Regions from separate parts of the Homo sapiens genome. Here region 2 is linked to region 1. Evidence: chromatin loops called from intact Hi-C (ENCODE). Cell type or tissue: CD4-positive, alpha-beta T cell. All regions are shown on one strand. Each heading gives the region's core, and the rest is flanking DNA. Links, peaks and the distances in the headings are about the cores only.

The links. Peaks named below come from ENCODE experiments on the same cell type or tissue, not always from the same donor. Only the 100,000 strongest peaks of a DNase experiment are listed, where the experiment ranks them.
Region 2: it touches region 1 in a loop (5-fold over the local background); 1 of 110 quality-filtered maps calls a loop at or near these places.

What each region holds. Positions count from the first base shown.
Region 1 is chr19:22,630,631-22,638,653 of GRCh38, reverse strand. ZNF492 (zinc finger protein 492) reads right to left here and starts at 4,330. Exons shown (of 4, transcript NM_020855.3): 1 at 4,180-4,330. In CD4-positive, alpha-beta T cell, for the core only: no CTCF peak of the experiment used is centred there; a DNase peak (open chromatin) is centred at 4,433; H3K4me3 peaks cover 1,401 bases; H3K27me3 peaks cover 248 bases.
Region 2 is chr19:20,651,569-20,659,591 of GRCh38, reverse strand. All of the region lies in intron 1 of ZNF626 (zinc finger protein 626), which reads left to right. Among named protein-coding and RNA genes, the nearest start is that of ZNF626, 6.0 kb to the left of the region's middle. In CD4-positive, alpha-beta T cell, for the core only: no CTCF peak of the experiment used is centred there; no DNase peak of the experiment used is centred there.

The sequences.
Region 1 (8,023 bases), core at 1,496-6,495:
AGTCATTACATTACCTGAATTCAAACTATACTACAGGGCTACAGTAAACAAAGCAACATGGTACTGGTACAAAAACAAACTCATAGACCAATACAACAGAATAGAGAGCCCATAATACAACACACCTACAACCATCTGGTTGTTAGCTTTGGCAAAGCTAACAACAGGAATCTGGAAAGAAATCCCTATTTAATAAATGGTACTGGAATAACTAGCTAGGACTATGTAGAAGATTGAAACTGGACCCTTTCATTACACCACATACAAAAATCAACTCAAGATAAATTACAGATTTAAATGTAAAATTTCAAATTATTTTAAAAAATGCATGAGATAACTTAGGAATTACCATTCTAGAAATAGAAGCCGGCAAAAATTTTAAAATAAAGATACCAAAAGCAATTGCAACAAAAGCAGTAATTGACAAATTGAAGCTAATTAAGCTAAAAAGCTTCTTCACAGCAAAGGAAACCATCAATACAGTAAACAAAAAACACACAGAATAAAAGAAAATATTTGCAAACTATGCTTTTGACAAAGGTCCAATACCCATAATTTATAAGAAACTTAAACAAGTTACAGGAAAAAAAAGACCTAAAAAGTAGACAAAAAACATGAAAAGGGTGTTTTCTTCGAAGAAGACATACATGTGGTTAACGAGCATAAAAAAAATGCTCATCACTAATCATTAGGGAAATTCAAAGAAAAACCACAATGAAATATCATCTCATCCAGTGAGAATGGCTAGTATTAGAAAGTCAAAACATAACAGATGCTGGCAAGGTTACAGAGAAACAGGAATGCTTATACACTACCCATGGGAGTGTAAATTATTCAACCACTATAAAAAGTAGTGTGACGATTCCTCACAGAACTAAAAACAGAATTACCTTTTGACCCAGCAACCTCATAATTGGGCATATAACCAGTAAAATATAAATTATTCTATTATAAAGACATACGTATGTTCATTGCAGTCCCTGTCATTCATGAAAGCAAAGACATGGAATCAACCTAAATGCTTATCAATTGTATACTGGATAAAGAAAATATGGTATGGCTGGGCATGGTGGCTCACACCTGTAATCTCAGCATTTTGGGAGGCTGAGGCAGGTAAATTGCCTGAGCTCAAAAGTTTGAGGCCACCCAGGGCAACATGTCAAGACCCTGTCTCTACAAAAAATACCAAAAAAATTAGCCAGGCCTGGTGGTGTGTGCCTGTAGTCCCAGCTACTTGGGGGGCTAAAGTAGAAGAGGATTGCTTGAGCCTGGGAGGTTAAGGCTGCAGTAAGCTGAGATCATGCCACTGCACTCCAGTCTGGACAACAGAGTGAGACCCTGTCTTCAAAAATAAAATAAAATAAAATAAAAGGTTTAGGCCGGGTGCAATGGCTCACGCCTGTAATCCCAGCACTTTGGGAGACCAAGACAGGCAGATCACAAGGTCAGGAATTCGAGACCAGCCTGACCAACATGGTGAAACCCCATCTCTACTAAAAAAATAAAAATAAATAAATAAAAACACAAAAAATTACCCGGGCGTGGTGGCAAGAGCCTGTAATCCCAGCTACTTGGGAGGCTGAGGCAAGAAAATTGCTTGAACCCAGGAGGCAGAGATTGCAGTGAGTCAAACTGCACCACTTCACTTCAGCCTGGGCAACAGAGCTAGACTCCGTCTCAAAAAAAAAAAAAAAAAGGTTTACTAAAAATAAAACATGGGGTCAGGGTGTGGTGGCTCACACCTGTAATCCCAGCACTTTGGGAGGCCGAGGCAGGCAGATCACTTGAGGTCAGGAGTTCAAGACCAGCCTGGCCAACATGGTGAAACCCCGTCTCTACTAAAAATACAAAAATTAGCTGGGCGTGGTGGCGCATGCCTGTAATCCCAGCTACTTGGGAGGCTGAGGCAGGAGAATTGCTTGAACCGGGAGGCAGAGGTTGCAGTGAGCCAAGATCGTGCCATTGCCCTCCAGCCTGGGCAATAGGAGCAAAACTCCATCTCAAAAAAAAAATAATAAAATAAAAATAAATAAATAAAATATGGTAGATAAATATCACGGAATACTGTGTGGCCGTTAAAACACACATACACACACGCACACACACAAACACACACACACACACACACACACACACACAGAAGATCATGTCCTTTGAAGCAACATAGAGCAACATAGATGAAGCTGGAGACCACTATTCTTAGAAAACTAACGTAGCAGCAGAAAACCAAATGCATGTTGTTTCTAAGTAATAGCTGAGGCTGGGCGCGGTGGCTCATGCCTGTAATCCCAACACTTTGGGCCGAGGCGGGCAGATCACCTGAGGTTGGGAGTTCAAGACCAGCCTGACCAACATGGAGAAACCCCATCTCTACTAAAAATACAAAATTAGCTGGAAGTGGTGGCGCATGCCTGTAATCCCAGCTACTTGGGAGGGTGAGGCAGGAGAATCACTAGAACCTGGGAGGCGGAGGTTGCCGTGAGCCGAGATCGCGCCATTGCACTCCAGCCTGGGCAACAAGAGCGAAACTCCATCTCAAAAAAAAAAAAATATTTAAGTAAGAGCTGAATAATAAGAACACGTAAACACAAAGAGGGAACAACAGACAGTGAGGCCTAGTTGAGGTTGGAGAATGGGAGGACAAAGAGGATCAGAAAAAGTACCTGTTTGGTGCTATGCTTAGTACCTCAGTGACAAAATAATCTGCACACCAAACCCCCATGACACAATTTTAGCTGTATAACAAACCTGCATGTGTACCCCTGAACCAAAAATAAAAGTTAAAAGAGATTCATCTTTTCCCCAGGGTATCCACTTGAGAGGCTACACTCCATATCTCAGGTTGTCCTACGAAAGAAAATGACTTTAGGAGCTGATATTCACTAGATACTCTAGCAGACATCGCCATAGCGGTTATCTTGGTTTATTCAGAGACAGTACTGAAAGCCAGGACCAAGAATAAACGACAGGGTTGCTAAGCACAAATCACCCCATAACGTTTGCAAAATAAAAACATCTTGACACTAAAACATTCTCATAAGATCTTTATGCCTAGGGAAGACAAAAGAAAAAGAGGCACAGAGATTTTTTACAATTCACTATCGGGATATTCCTTGCTTTCTTCTCATGGGAAATATTTACAAACAGAAAACATATCTTTTTAAATATGCCATCTAATGCTTTGTCAAAAAATGATTAATTAAAATACAGTATGAAAAATGTACACTAAAGGACAAATAATAATGTAAATTAGGGAAAAGAAGTTGGCATTTGAGATTTTCAGAAGGAACTGAAAATTCAGTATTTTACTGCAAGCCAGAGTTAAGCTGGAGAAATGGGGTGTGGGGGGTTGACTTGAGAACCTGCTTGGGACCTATGTGAAAAATGCCAGGGAAAATCAGCCCCATGTGGCGGCAAATAGACTGAGGTGGCTCTAATCTTTGGATTCCTAATTTTAAAAAATCAAACTCAAATGCATTTTTTTTTTTTTAGAAATTACTACATTGGGGGAAACAAAATTCAGGCTTAACTAACGATAAACTGCCAAGTAAGCTCTGATTACACAACCAGGAAATTTGTAGGCTCAAGGTGAAAATTAAGAAACTACGTAAATATACCTAACCGATTATTGAATTTGGGTATTTTCATCTGCATCTTTCCTTCAAGATCCTCCCATGGACCGACCACAAACTACAACCCACAGCTGGGTGCTCTATAACTTTTGAACCACTCCTTGCTTAAATTTTTAAGTATTTTCGCGATAACTCCCATAAATTTTTAATAGAAGAAAAGAGGAACTAGGAACCCCATAAACCAAACCAAAGCTCTTCCCATTCGTGAACCCGCACCCCGAGTCAGGATTCTCCCCTGACCACCCTCCCGTGGTCCCTGCACAATCTGGGAGAGACACGACGCTGCGGGTGCAGAGCTGCCCAGAGAGGGCTCCAGGCCAGGGCACCGTCACTGCGCAGGGAAGAGACAGGACGCCCGGGGGTCCGGCTGCCAGCGCAGCCGCCAATCTGATGGCTGAAGGGGACTGAGGCTGGGCTGGGCAAGGCGAACTTGGGGCGCAGATTGTGGAGCCGACTGCGGGGAGGCCTGAGTCCCGCCACAGCCTCTTGCCACCGGTTCCAACCAGCCCCTTCCCCTCTCTCGGGATGTCGGACCCGGCACTCTCACCGTTTCTAGGCTTCCAGGGGGTCCTAGCGTCTTAGCTGTGGATCTCCCAATACCTGCAGGTCACAGGGCCACAGAGGATGGGCCTCTAGGACCAGAGGACGCAGAACAGCGAACACTAGACCATACTCCGACTGCAGCGAGAGACAAAGACCCCGCCACATCCCGGAAGCCGCCCTTTCCGCTCCAGCTGCGTGCCTGATTGGACAGTTCCCAGGCCAGCGTCGCTGAATGGATAACGTTTAAGACCCCCCCCCCCCCCGCCCTCAGGCCCTGAGTGACAGAAGATGTAACCAAACGCTGGGCCGAATGAGGACAGAGTGACAGCCGAAGGTGCAGCCTTTTCAGGCAGGGCTTCCTGCCTGAGCTGAGCCAAGCACACCGCAGAAGGTGTTTGCCTTTAACGTTGTGTGTAAGGTCTCATATATTTGTAAATAATATACTATATGGCTGCTCACACATGAAAAGAATAGAATAATTATTTTTAAATTTAGGCTTTTTTGTGTGTGAGACAGAGTCTCACTCTGTCGCCCAGGCTGGAGCGCAGTGGCGCGATCTCAGCTCGCTGCGACCTCCGCCCCCGGGTTCAAGCGATTCTCCTGCCCCAGCCTCCCGAGTAGCTGGGATTACAGGCGCCTGCCACCGCGCCCGGCTAATTTTTTTGTATTTTTAGTAGAAGCGGGGTTTCGCCATCTTGCCCAGGCTGGTCTTGAACTCCTGACCTCAGGTGATCCATCCTCCTTAGCTTCCTAAAGTGCTGGGATTACAGGCGTGAGCCACCGACCCCAGCCGGAAGACATTTCATTCTGCTGCAATTTAGCAAAATATTTGAGTACATCTTGAAGTTGTCTTTTGATTTTTTTTTTTTTTTAAGACATGGTCTCACTTTGTTTCCCACGCTGAAATGCAGTGGTGTGATCTCGGCTCACTGCAACCTCAGCCTCCTGGCTTCAAGAGATTCTGGTGTCTCAGCCTCTCCAGTAGCTGAGAATACAGGCGTGCACCACCATGCCCAGCTGATTTTTCAATTTTTAGTAGAGATGGGGTTTTGCCATGTTTGCCAGGCTGGTCTCAAACTCCTAACCTCAGGTGATCCACTCGCCTCGGCCTCCCAAAGTGCTGAGATTATAGGTGTGAGCCACCCTGCCTGGCCTGCATTTTGATTTTTACAATGGCAGAGCTGCTGTTGAAGATTTCAAAGTCAGAAGCAGCCATGGGGCAAAGCTCCAGAAGCACACCTGGAAATCACACACAGTGAATACATCCCTCACCCTGAACCAATTGTTTTCACCCGAGTCTGCATGTAAAAATCACTTCGGAGGTCTTTTAAAATCCCCCAAACACAAGTTGCCACATACCAATTAAATCAGAATTCCTGCAATGGAACCTGGGCAATAGTGTAAATATCTCTAGGTGATGACAGAGCGCAGCCAAGGTCAAATGCCAGTGCTGTAAACCAGTACTTTTAGGTGACTAGTTGCAAATTTTTTCTCAAATGAATGAAAAAATGTTTGCCGCTAAGTCATGGCTTTGTCTTACCAATATTACCAAATTATTGTTCTATGCACAACCAACGTCGCTATTGGTTTTGTTCCTGAACCAACCCAGTTGTATATATACTGAGTGCACACAAGGCCCTGACATTGGCCAATGTAGGTGCCCTGACATTGGTGATCGTTACTGTGAGGGAAAAATTTTCTAGAATAAAGGTTGCATTCCCCTAAAATTAAAAACATGCCATGTACCGAATTGGGGCTAAAATAAAAAGACGTATGGTCTCATTCAGGAGTTAAGGCTTGGCTGGGCACGGTGCCTAACGCCTGTAATCCCAGCACTTTGGGAGGCCAAGGCAGGCGGATCATGAGATCAGGAGATTGAGACCATCCTGCCTAACACGATGAACCCCCGTCTCTACTAAAAATACAAAAAAAGTTAGCCGGGCATGGTGGCACGTGCCTGTAGTCCCAGCTGCTCGGGAAGCTGAGGCAGGAGAATCGCTTGAACCCGGGAGGTGGAGGTTGCAGTGAGCCAAGATCGTGCCACTGCACTCCAGCCTGGGCGACAGAGCAGAGCGAGATTCTGTCTCAAACAAACAAACAAAAAGGGCTTGAATACTCTTTTTGGAATATTAGAAGCTGTATAATTATGCCCTGAGTGTGTGTGTTCCACCATAAAACAAACAAAAAAATGTTGCCATTATTCTGAGATACTAAGTTAGCATTTTGTTCAAATATGTACTATGGGCCAGGCGCGATGGCTCATGCCTGTAATCCCAGCACTTTGGGAGGCCGAGGCAGGCAGATCACCTGAAGTCGGGAGTTCGAGACCACCCTGACTAACATGGAGAAACCCTGTCTCCGCTAAAAATACAAAATTAGTCAGGCGTGGTGGTGCATGCCTGTAATCCCAGGTACTTGGGAGGCTGAGGCAAGGAGAATCGCTTGAACATGGGAGGCGGAGGTTGCGGTGAGCTGAAATCACGCCATTATACTCCAGCCTGGGCAACAAGAGCAAAACTCTGTCTCAAAAAAAAAACAAAAAAAAAAACCCAAAAAACAAACAACAACAAAAAAAGTACTATATAATTTTTTATTGATATATAACATTTATACAGAAATGTATGCACAAAGCATTCATTTATGTAAAGCTGAATGCATTGTTAAAAAGAAATACACTTCTGTAATCAGAAAATGAAACTAGGTTGGGTGCTGTGGCTCGTGTCTGTAATCCTAGCACTTTGGGATGCCAATGTGGGTGGATTGCTTGAGCTCAGGAGTTGGAGATCAGCCTGGGAAACATGGTGAGATTCTCCCTCCAAAAAAAAAACAACAAAAAAGAACCAGGCATGGTGGTGCAAACCTGTGGTCCCAGCCTCTGCAGAGGCTGAGGTGGGACAATTACTTGAGTCCTGGCGTGCGTGGAGGTTGCAGTAAGCCGAGATTGCACCCCTGGACTCTAGCCTGGCTGACAGAGCAAGACCCTATCTCAAAATAAATAAAATAAAATAAAATAAAACTAACCTCATTCATGCCCCAACAATCACTTTCTTTTTTCTTCTTAGACAATAACCATAATCTTAAGAGTTAACATTGTGGATCAATTTTGTGTTTTTATTTAAGTGTTTTATTATATAAAAATTTAAACATATGAAAAACAATGACAACAACAACAACAAAAATTCAATAGACCTGCCATGAAGCCTCGAGAACTATTAATCATGTCTCATTCTTGTTTCACCTATAGCTCTCTACTTCAGTCATTTCTGGTCAACACATTGTCCACCCTCCATTATTTTTTTCACTTTTGTTTGTTGTGAGGTCAAATATACAAACATTGAAAGGCACAAATCCTAAAAATTTTTGACATGTAAATATACTCATATATAGTCTTCGTATTTTTTAAGAATGGATAGAATTTTTTTATTCTATTGATGGAATCTAGAATAGAATGATAGAATATTATTATTATTCTCAAATAATTTCCTCATGCTTTTTTTCCCAGATGATTTTATTGTCAATGAAGGCTATTTGTTGGTGTGTTTTTTTTTTAAAACCATTGGTTCATTTTGCCTGACATCATTCAATATGTATTATTTTATTTCAAGATTGTCTCAGCAGGTTTATGAGATTCATCCAGGGTGTGTGCTTCAGTAGTTTGTTTCTTTCTGTGGCTGAGTAGTCTTCTCTTGCATGAATGAGTTACAATTTGTTTATTCATCTTCCAAGATACGGACATTTGGGTTGTTTTCTGCTTTAAGCTATTATGACTAAAAGGTCTATAAACATCCTTGTACAAATACTTTTTGAAATTTAATTTAATTCATTTATCAACATTTAAGTGACACCTC
Region 2 (8,023 bases), core at 1,730-6,729, 2.0 Mb after region 1:
GCCTGAGGGATGGAGATAAACTTAAGTAAAGTTTGATTAAGAAATATTTTAGGCTGAGCGCCATGGCTCAGGCATGTAATCCCAGCAGTTTGGGAGGCCTAGGCGGACGGATCACCGCAAGTCAGGAGCTTGAGACCAGCCTGGTCAACATGGTGATAACCCTGTGTCTACTAAAAATACAAAAATTAGCTGGTAGTTGTGGTGGCCACCTGTAATGCCAGCTACTTGGGAGGCTGAGGCAGGAGAATTGCTTGAACCATGGAGACAGAGGTTGCAGTGAGCTGAGACGGTGCCAAGGCACTCCAGCCTGGGTGGCCGAGCGAGACTCCATCTCAAAAAAAAAAAATTATTTTGACCACTGAAGACAAATTCAGCTGAATTTCTTAATGAGAAAAAGGAGAAAATGTACAGAGTGTGTGTCTGGCTGTGTGATAGGTAAGAAAAGAGAGCACCATCTAAGTCATAATGAGAAAGGCGTTTCTTTCCGTATACTGTTCCTGGAGCACACAAAAGGTGGAGAATTTTATTAATCACAAATATTTTCCAGGATTTTCTATGTGTTTCATCTTTCCCCATCTCTTTGTTCTATGCATTTCTTCCATTTGGCTTTTCCTGGGCTGCATCTTTTATATGAAACCGGTAAACATAACTACAATGTTTTGCTGAGTTCTGTAAGTAGCTGTACCAAATTATTGAACTTCAGGGAGGTTTTGGGAGTCCTCAGTTTTCAAACAGTAGCTCAGAAGCATAGATGGGCCTATGGGGTTTTTGATTGGCCTCTGCAGTGAGGACAATGTTGTGGGACCCAGCCCTGGATCAGGGTCTGTGCTGTCTCTAGGTGGTGTCAGAATTCAATTATTAGGCAATGAGTTGGTGTTGGAGAATTGTTTGATATTCAGCAAACTCTATAGATTTGGTGCCAGAAAAAAGATATCACTGGGGCCAGACCTGGAACAAAGCTCTGGGTATTTGAAAATGGGAGGCTCTGCTCTCCTGTACACAGGCTGTCACACTGCCTGTTGTCCTGTGATTTAAGGTCTTCTTCCAGGGTGACAGAAGACTGAAAACTTAGAGGAAAGAGTTCTGATGACAGACCCTGTTTTCTTGTAGCTGCCACCACAGGATTCCCACCCACTCCTAAACACACACAGTAGACATTGACATGTCCTCACTCCTCCCAGTACTGGGCACCACCCTCAGGAACTTCACCATGGCATTTTTGATCCTAGCGTTTCTTGCCAAGAACCCAAAAGTCTCTACAGGTCTCCTGGCATATCCCCACCCCTAGATACAGAATCTGCCGCACCAACCTGTTTTTTCCACCAACCTAAGGTTCTGGACCTCCCGGTTATAATCTCATCTGTCTGCATGCAAACAAAGATAAATCAGAAAACAGCCCCACCTGGGCCACTATCTGTAATGAAAATCAGTCCATTCACCTACATTGCACTCTCTCCCACGCAGGGATTTTTTTTTTTTCTTTTTTTAGCTTTGATTTTTGGTTGGGTGTACACATGTGGGTTTGTTATACAACTAAAATTACGTCATGGGGGTTTGAAGTGCAGATTATTTTGTCACTGAGGTACTAAGCATACCACCGAACAGGTATGTTTTCTGATCCTCTTACTGCTCCCACCCTCCCCCCTCAACTAGGCCTCAGTGTCTGTTCTGTTTGTGTTCATGTGTTCTTATTACTTAGCTCTTACTTATAAATAATAACATGCATTTGGTTTTCTGTTTCTGCATTAATTTTCTTTTTTTTGTTTGTTTTTTGTTTTGTTTTTTTGAGATGGATTTTTGTTCTTGTTGCCCAGGCTGGAGTGCAATTGTGCCACCTCGGCTCACCGCAACCTTCGCCTCCTGGATTCAAGCAATTCTCCTGCCTCAGCCTCCTATGTAGCTGGGATTAGAGTCGCATGCCACCACACCTAGCTAATTTTGTATTTTTAGTAGAGAGGGGTTTCTCCATGTTGGTCAGGCTGGTCTTAAACTCCTGAACTCAGGTGATTATCCCACCTCGGCCTCCCAAAGTACTGGGATTACAGGCGTGAGCCACCATGCCTGGACTCCGCATTAGTTTTCTAAGAATAATTGTCTCCAGCTTCATCAGTGTTATTGCAAAGGACATGGTCATTTTTTTTTAATGGCCACAGAGTATTCCATGATGTTTATGTACCATATTTTGTATTTACTAAATCTTTTATTTTATTTTATTTTTGGAGATAGGCTTATTGCCCAGGCTAGAGTGCCATAGCATGATTTTGGCGTACTTTAGCTTCCATCTTTCAGGCTCAAGCAGTTCTCTCCTACCTCATCCTCCCAAGTAGCTGGGACTACACACGTATGCATTACCATGCCTGGCCAATTTTTCATTTTGTATTTTCTGTGGAGACAGGATTTTGCCATGTTGACCAGGCTGGTCTCAAACTTCTAAGCTCAGGCAATCCACCTGCCTCGGCCTCCCAAAATGCTGGGATTACAGACATGAGCCACCGCATCTGACCATACCATATTTTCTTTATCTTGTCTACCAGTGATAGGCATTCAGGGCCTGTCTACGTCTTTGCTATTGTGAATAGTGCTGCAATGAACATGCATGTGAATATGTCTTTATAATATAATAATTTATATTTCTTTGGCTATATACCCAATTATGAGATTCCTGGGTCAAATTGATAATTCTGTTTTTAGTTCTGTGAGGAATCACCACACTGCTTTTTACTGTTGTTGAACTAATTTACACTCCCACCAGAAGAGTATAAGCATTCCCTTTTCTCTGCAACCTTGCCAGCATCTGTTATTTTTTGACTTATGAAAAACAGCCATTCTGATGGGTGTGAGGTGGTATCTCATTGTGGTTTTTCTTTTAATTTCTCTAATGACTAGCGATGACCTTTTTTTTTTTTTTAATAATGCTTGTTAGCCACATGTATGTCTTCTTTTGACAAGCATCTGTTCGTGTTATTTGCCTACTTTTTAATGAGATGTTTGCCTTTTTCTTGTAAACTTGTTTAAATTCTTAATAAATTCTGTATGTTAGACCTTTGTCATAGACAACGTTTGCAAATATTTTCTTTTATTCTGTAGGTTGTTTGTTTGAGCTATTTATAGTTTCCTTTGCTGTGAAGAAGCTCTTTAGTTTAAATAGGTCCAATTTGTCAGTTTTTGCTTTTGTTGCAATTGCTTTTGGTAGCTTCATCATGAAGTCTTTGCCAGTGTCTATATCTAGAATGTTATTCTCTATGTTATCTTGCAGAGTTTCTTATAATTTTAAGTTTTTCATTTAAGTCTTTAATTTATCTTGAGTTGATTTTTGTATATGGTGTAATGAAGGGGTCCAGTTTCAGTCTTCTACATAGTGCTAGGTAGTTATTCCTGCACCATTTATTAAAGAGAGAATTCTTCCCATATTCCTCTTGTCAGCTTTGTCAAAAATCTGATGAGTGTAGGAGGGTGACATTATTTCTGGGCTCTCTATTCTGTTGTGTTGGTCTTGTGCACTTACGGATTTCATATATCTTTCTCTCTTCTGGTTTTTCCCCTGTAAACATTATTTCAAGTGCATACAGTGTGCTAATTTCAGATGTCCAAGAGTTCAAACTCTTCAAAAAGTTCCAAAAAAAAATTTTGCTATTCCCTCTTTTCTTTTTTTTTTTTGAGGCAAAGTCTCGCTCTGCCACCCAGGCTGGAGTGCAGTGGCGCGATCTCGGCTCACTGCAACCTCTGCCTCCTGGGTTCACGCCAATCTCCTGCCTCAGCCTCCCAAGTAGCTGGGACTACAGGCACCCGCCACCATGCCCAGCTAATTTTTTTGTTCTTTTTTTTGTATTTTTAGTAGAGACGGGGTTTCACGATGTTTGCCAGGATGGTCTTGATCTCCTGACCTTGTGATCCACCTGCCTTGGCTTCCCAAAGTGTTGGGATTGCAGGCATGAGCCACCGTGCCTGGCCGCTATTCCCTCTTTTCTTAAGGGATTTAGAATATATGTAGATATTTTTCTCTGCTTGTTTGAAATATATGTAAATCATGTCAACAGCTAAATAAAAGTTTTGTCATTTTTTCTGACTCCAGATTATTATAAGTACTTAAGATGTATTGCTTTGTTTTTGGTTCCGAAAAGTTTATTTTTTTGATTTTTATTCCTTTAAGGTAGACACAGATTTGTTTAGATACAAGCTCATTTTAAGAGCACACAGAAGCTTAGCACAAAGATAGGAGTAAAGGTAGCAATACAGAATAATAAAGACTAAATGATACTCAGTTTCTTTGACAGAAACCTGATAATCCAAGGTAACTATCCAATATTTGCAGGCTGAAGTACTTATACTGCGAAAGCAAGAACAGTTCAGGGTATAAACTGAACAGTTGAGTCTGTAGTTGTACCTTGCTTTCTGTTTATTATTTCAGAGCAATTAGCAGTTATCTTTGTAGATAATCTGCATTCATATAAATTAAACCATATTTTCATTTTTTTTTTTTTTGAGACAGTCTCACTCTGTTGCCGAGGCTGGAGTGCAGTTGTGTGATCTCTGCTCCCTACAACTGCTGCCTCCCAGGTTGAAGTGATTCTCCTACCTCAGTACCCTGAGTAGCTGGGTTTACAGGCATGCATCACCATGCCTGGCTGAATTTTTGTATTTATAGTAGAGATGGGGTATTACCATGTTTGCCAGCTTGAACTTGAACTGCTGACCTCAGGTGATCCACCCACCACAGCCTCCCAAAGTGCTGGGATTACAGGCGTGAGCCATAAACAGTATTTTCTAAAATAGTATGAATACAAAGCCACAATATTTACTTTGAATTAATCACTTAAATGGTTATTTTAATACTGTTATTTATGCTTTTGAAATATAAAATGTTTTAACTGAAGTATGGATTTTTTTTTTTCCGGAGTCTCACTCTGTCGTCCGGGCTGGAGTGTCACCATCTTGGCTCACTGCAAGCTCCGCCTCCCGGGTTCATGCCATTCTCCTGCCTCAGCCTCCCGAGTAGCTGGGACTACAGGCGCCTGCCACCACGCCCAGCTAATTTTTTTGTATTTTTAGTAGATACGGGGTTTCACCGTGTTAGCCAGGATGGTCTCAATCTCCTGACCTCATGATCCGCCCACCTCAGCCTCCCAAAGTGCTGGGATTACAGTGTAAGCCACCGCGCCTGGCCTCTGTTGCCCAGGCTGGAGTGCAGTGGTGCGATCTTGGCTCACTGCAACCTCCGCCTCCGAGGTTCAAGCAATTCTCCTGCCTCAGCCTCCCAAGTAGCTGGTAGTACAGTTGTGAGCCACCAGGTCCGGCTAATTTTTTTATATGGTTTTTGTAGAGACAGGGTTTCACTATATTGGCCAGGCTGGTTTTGAACTCCTGACCTCGTGATTCACCTGCCTCGGCCTCCCAAAGTGCTGGGATTACAGGCTTGAGCCACTGCGCCCAGCCTAACTGATGTATGGTTTTAATTTTTTTAATGCTACATACATTATGACTAGTTCATTAAAATTGTTCATACTTAGATATTTATATCTAATATCCAAAGAATATTTACAACCAAATTGTTACAGTTAGTAGATATTAGTCAGACATGTTTATTACTTTATTCATTCAGGATAATTATGAGGAAACACAATTTTAGTATCTTTTATTTCACTAAATTTGTATGCTGCTGTTACAGGACAAATAAAGACAGGTGATGTGGCCACCCAAAAACTATAGTAGCTCTTCAATTAGCTATGTTGCAAGTTCTAATATATTCCAGTATATGAACACAGTCAGATTCTATTTTTTCATCAAAATGTGTTGTTGGAAGTTGTAAGATGTATTTCAATATAGACCCCCATTCAATGGCTAGGAGAGGAGAGAACAGCAGAGATGGAAATGAAACTTTATAAAATTCTTCTGAAAATATGTCCCTGTTCTTTTCCTTTCTTTTTCTTTTTTTCTTTTTCTTTTTTTTTTTGCTGGGAGGGCAGGGGACAGAGTCTCACTCTGTCCCCCAGGCTGGAGTGCAGTGGTGCTATCTGGGCTCACTGCAACCTCTGCTTCCCAGGTTCAAGCGATTATCCTGCTAAACTACCACCTGTTATAAAGAGGTGAAAAGTTTATTTGTCATTGAATATAAGTAATTAGCATACACAGATGTCCTCTTCAATCTCCAGGTGAATTTAGGATGAACTATGTATGACATGGTGCTGGAAATTCTTCTACTTGTGAACTAATTATGGTGACCATCTTTCTATCTTTGCAGTCTCTTAAGCAGATTGACTGATGCATGTCACATTCAAGTTTAATTGTGTAATAAAACCATTTTCTTTCTGTTCTGTTATTGTGGAGTTTCTCTGGGGCTGGAGAAAATTTTTCTTTTAATTATTGTTTCCAAACAGTCTAGAATTACCAGACATGATATAAACACATAAGGGCCAACCAGAATTTACTCGAGGGGACATTCCCTCTCAGGCTTCCAGTAAATTCACACTTGTGCAGAAAAGTGCATGCCATACCCTAAATGTGCAGGCCGAATTGTGTTTCTGCCTATTTCTTATCTATAGTCCTCTACAGTCACTTCTAGAGAGTCTAGATCAGATTTCTATAAATTTCACAGGGCAGCAATCAATCATTTTACCTCTTTCAGTGACTCTTTTATCTTCAAACCTGAAACTGATTCAGAGACCATGGGGCCAACAAACCCAAGTAGAGTAACGTGTGTAGTGAGTAGACATGTAGACAAGAAAATCTCCATTTCTTTCTTCCTTCTCTTGCTAAAAAGCTCACAAATGTGCAGGTAACATGCGTGCTACTCCAGCCACTCAAGCCCTAAATCTGCAGCTCCATATTTTGAATCCAGGTCTTGAGATTTGGGAATTAAAAAACTTTTATCTGAAAAATGCAAGTCCTTTTAGTTATCAAACTCAGAGACGTTAAAATAAAAGTGCAATTATGTCTTTCTCCTCCCTTTGAATTCTGTATTCATCTTTTGAGACTGTTCACTATTGCCACATGTAGCTATAAATTAAACTAATAATGCTACATTGGACACTATATCCCATACCCTAAACTATAATGATATGTATCTAATCAATAATCAATGTTATTTTTGTAAATAAATAGAAATTTCTGACAAACAATTTTGCCCACTCTGTGTTTCTCTTATTGTCTTTACAAATCTTCTTGTAAATGCTGCTACTCAAAGTGTAGATTCCAGGCAACTTTAATCTTTGCTCGCAGGTTATATATAATCTGTAAACTTTACCCAAATAAACTGTCTACTTATATTCATGTTGTGTCAGCTTTTTTTTTTTTTTCATGTAGACTTATCATTTAGAATGTGCTAGAGCAGCCTCTATGGGGGGGATCTCTCCTTCGTTTGTACTCCACTTGCTGTAACACCAAAGGATGCAGAGCCAGGTGGATCCTACCTAGAATCTGCAGATAACATCTGGCCTCTGCCTGGGATTTACAAAAAAGGACCGGACTTTGGATAGAGAATGTACAGAAAACTAAGAAAAGGCATTTTCTGCATTGTGAGATGTCAACCTAGACAGCTTACAGCTCCCATTTGGGAGTGTGGTTCTGTGAGATTTTTCACATCTTGTTCATTGACCTGCTACAGTGATGTGAGAACCTCCAGAAGGAAATAGAATCTGATGACAGAATATGTGTAAGTGTAAAAAAAAAGCATCTTAAGAGTGAGAGAACAAGGCCACAAAATATCCAGTTATGACCACAACTATATTTACCTGTAAAATGTGATACTGGAGTAGAGTATTTGTGTTCTTTCTCTTACACAAGAGCTAGCAAATCAGGACAGGTGATCCAGGTTCTGTAGCTCCACCAAGGCAGTTCTATTTCCTATTTAGAATCAGCCTGAGTCTCTAGCCTGGCTTATCATTGGGCCACCAGCCCCAGGTCACTGGGAATTCTCTCACAATCATCTAGTGGTCTTTGAGACATTTGAGGATGTCCAGAGCAGAATTGTGTCAGGCTGACAAGAGTGGTTAATTCTGCTTCTTTCTCAGTGTAAGAGAAATGAATC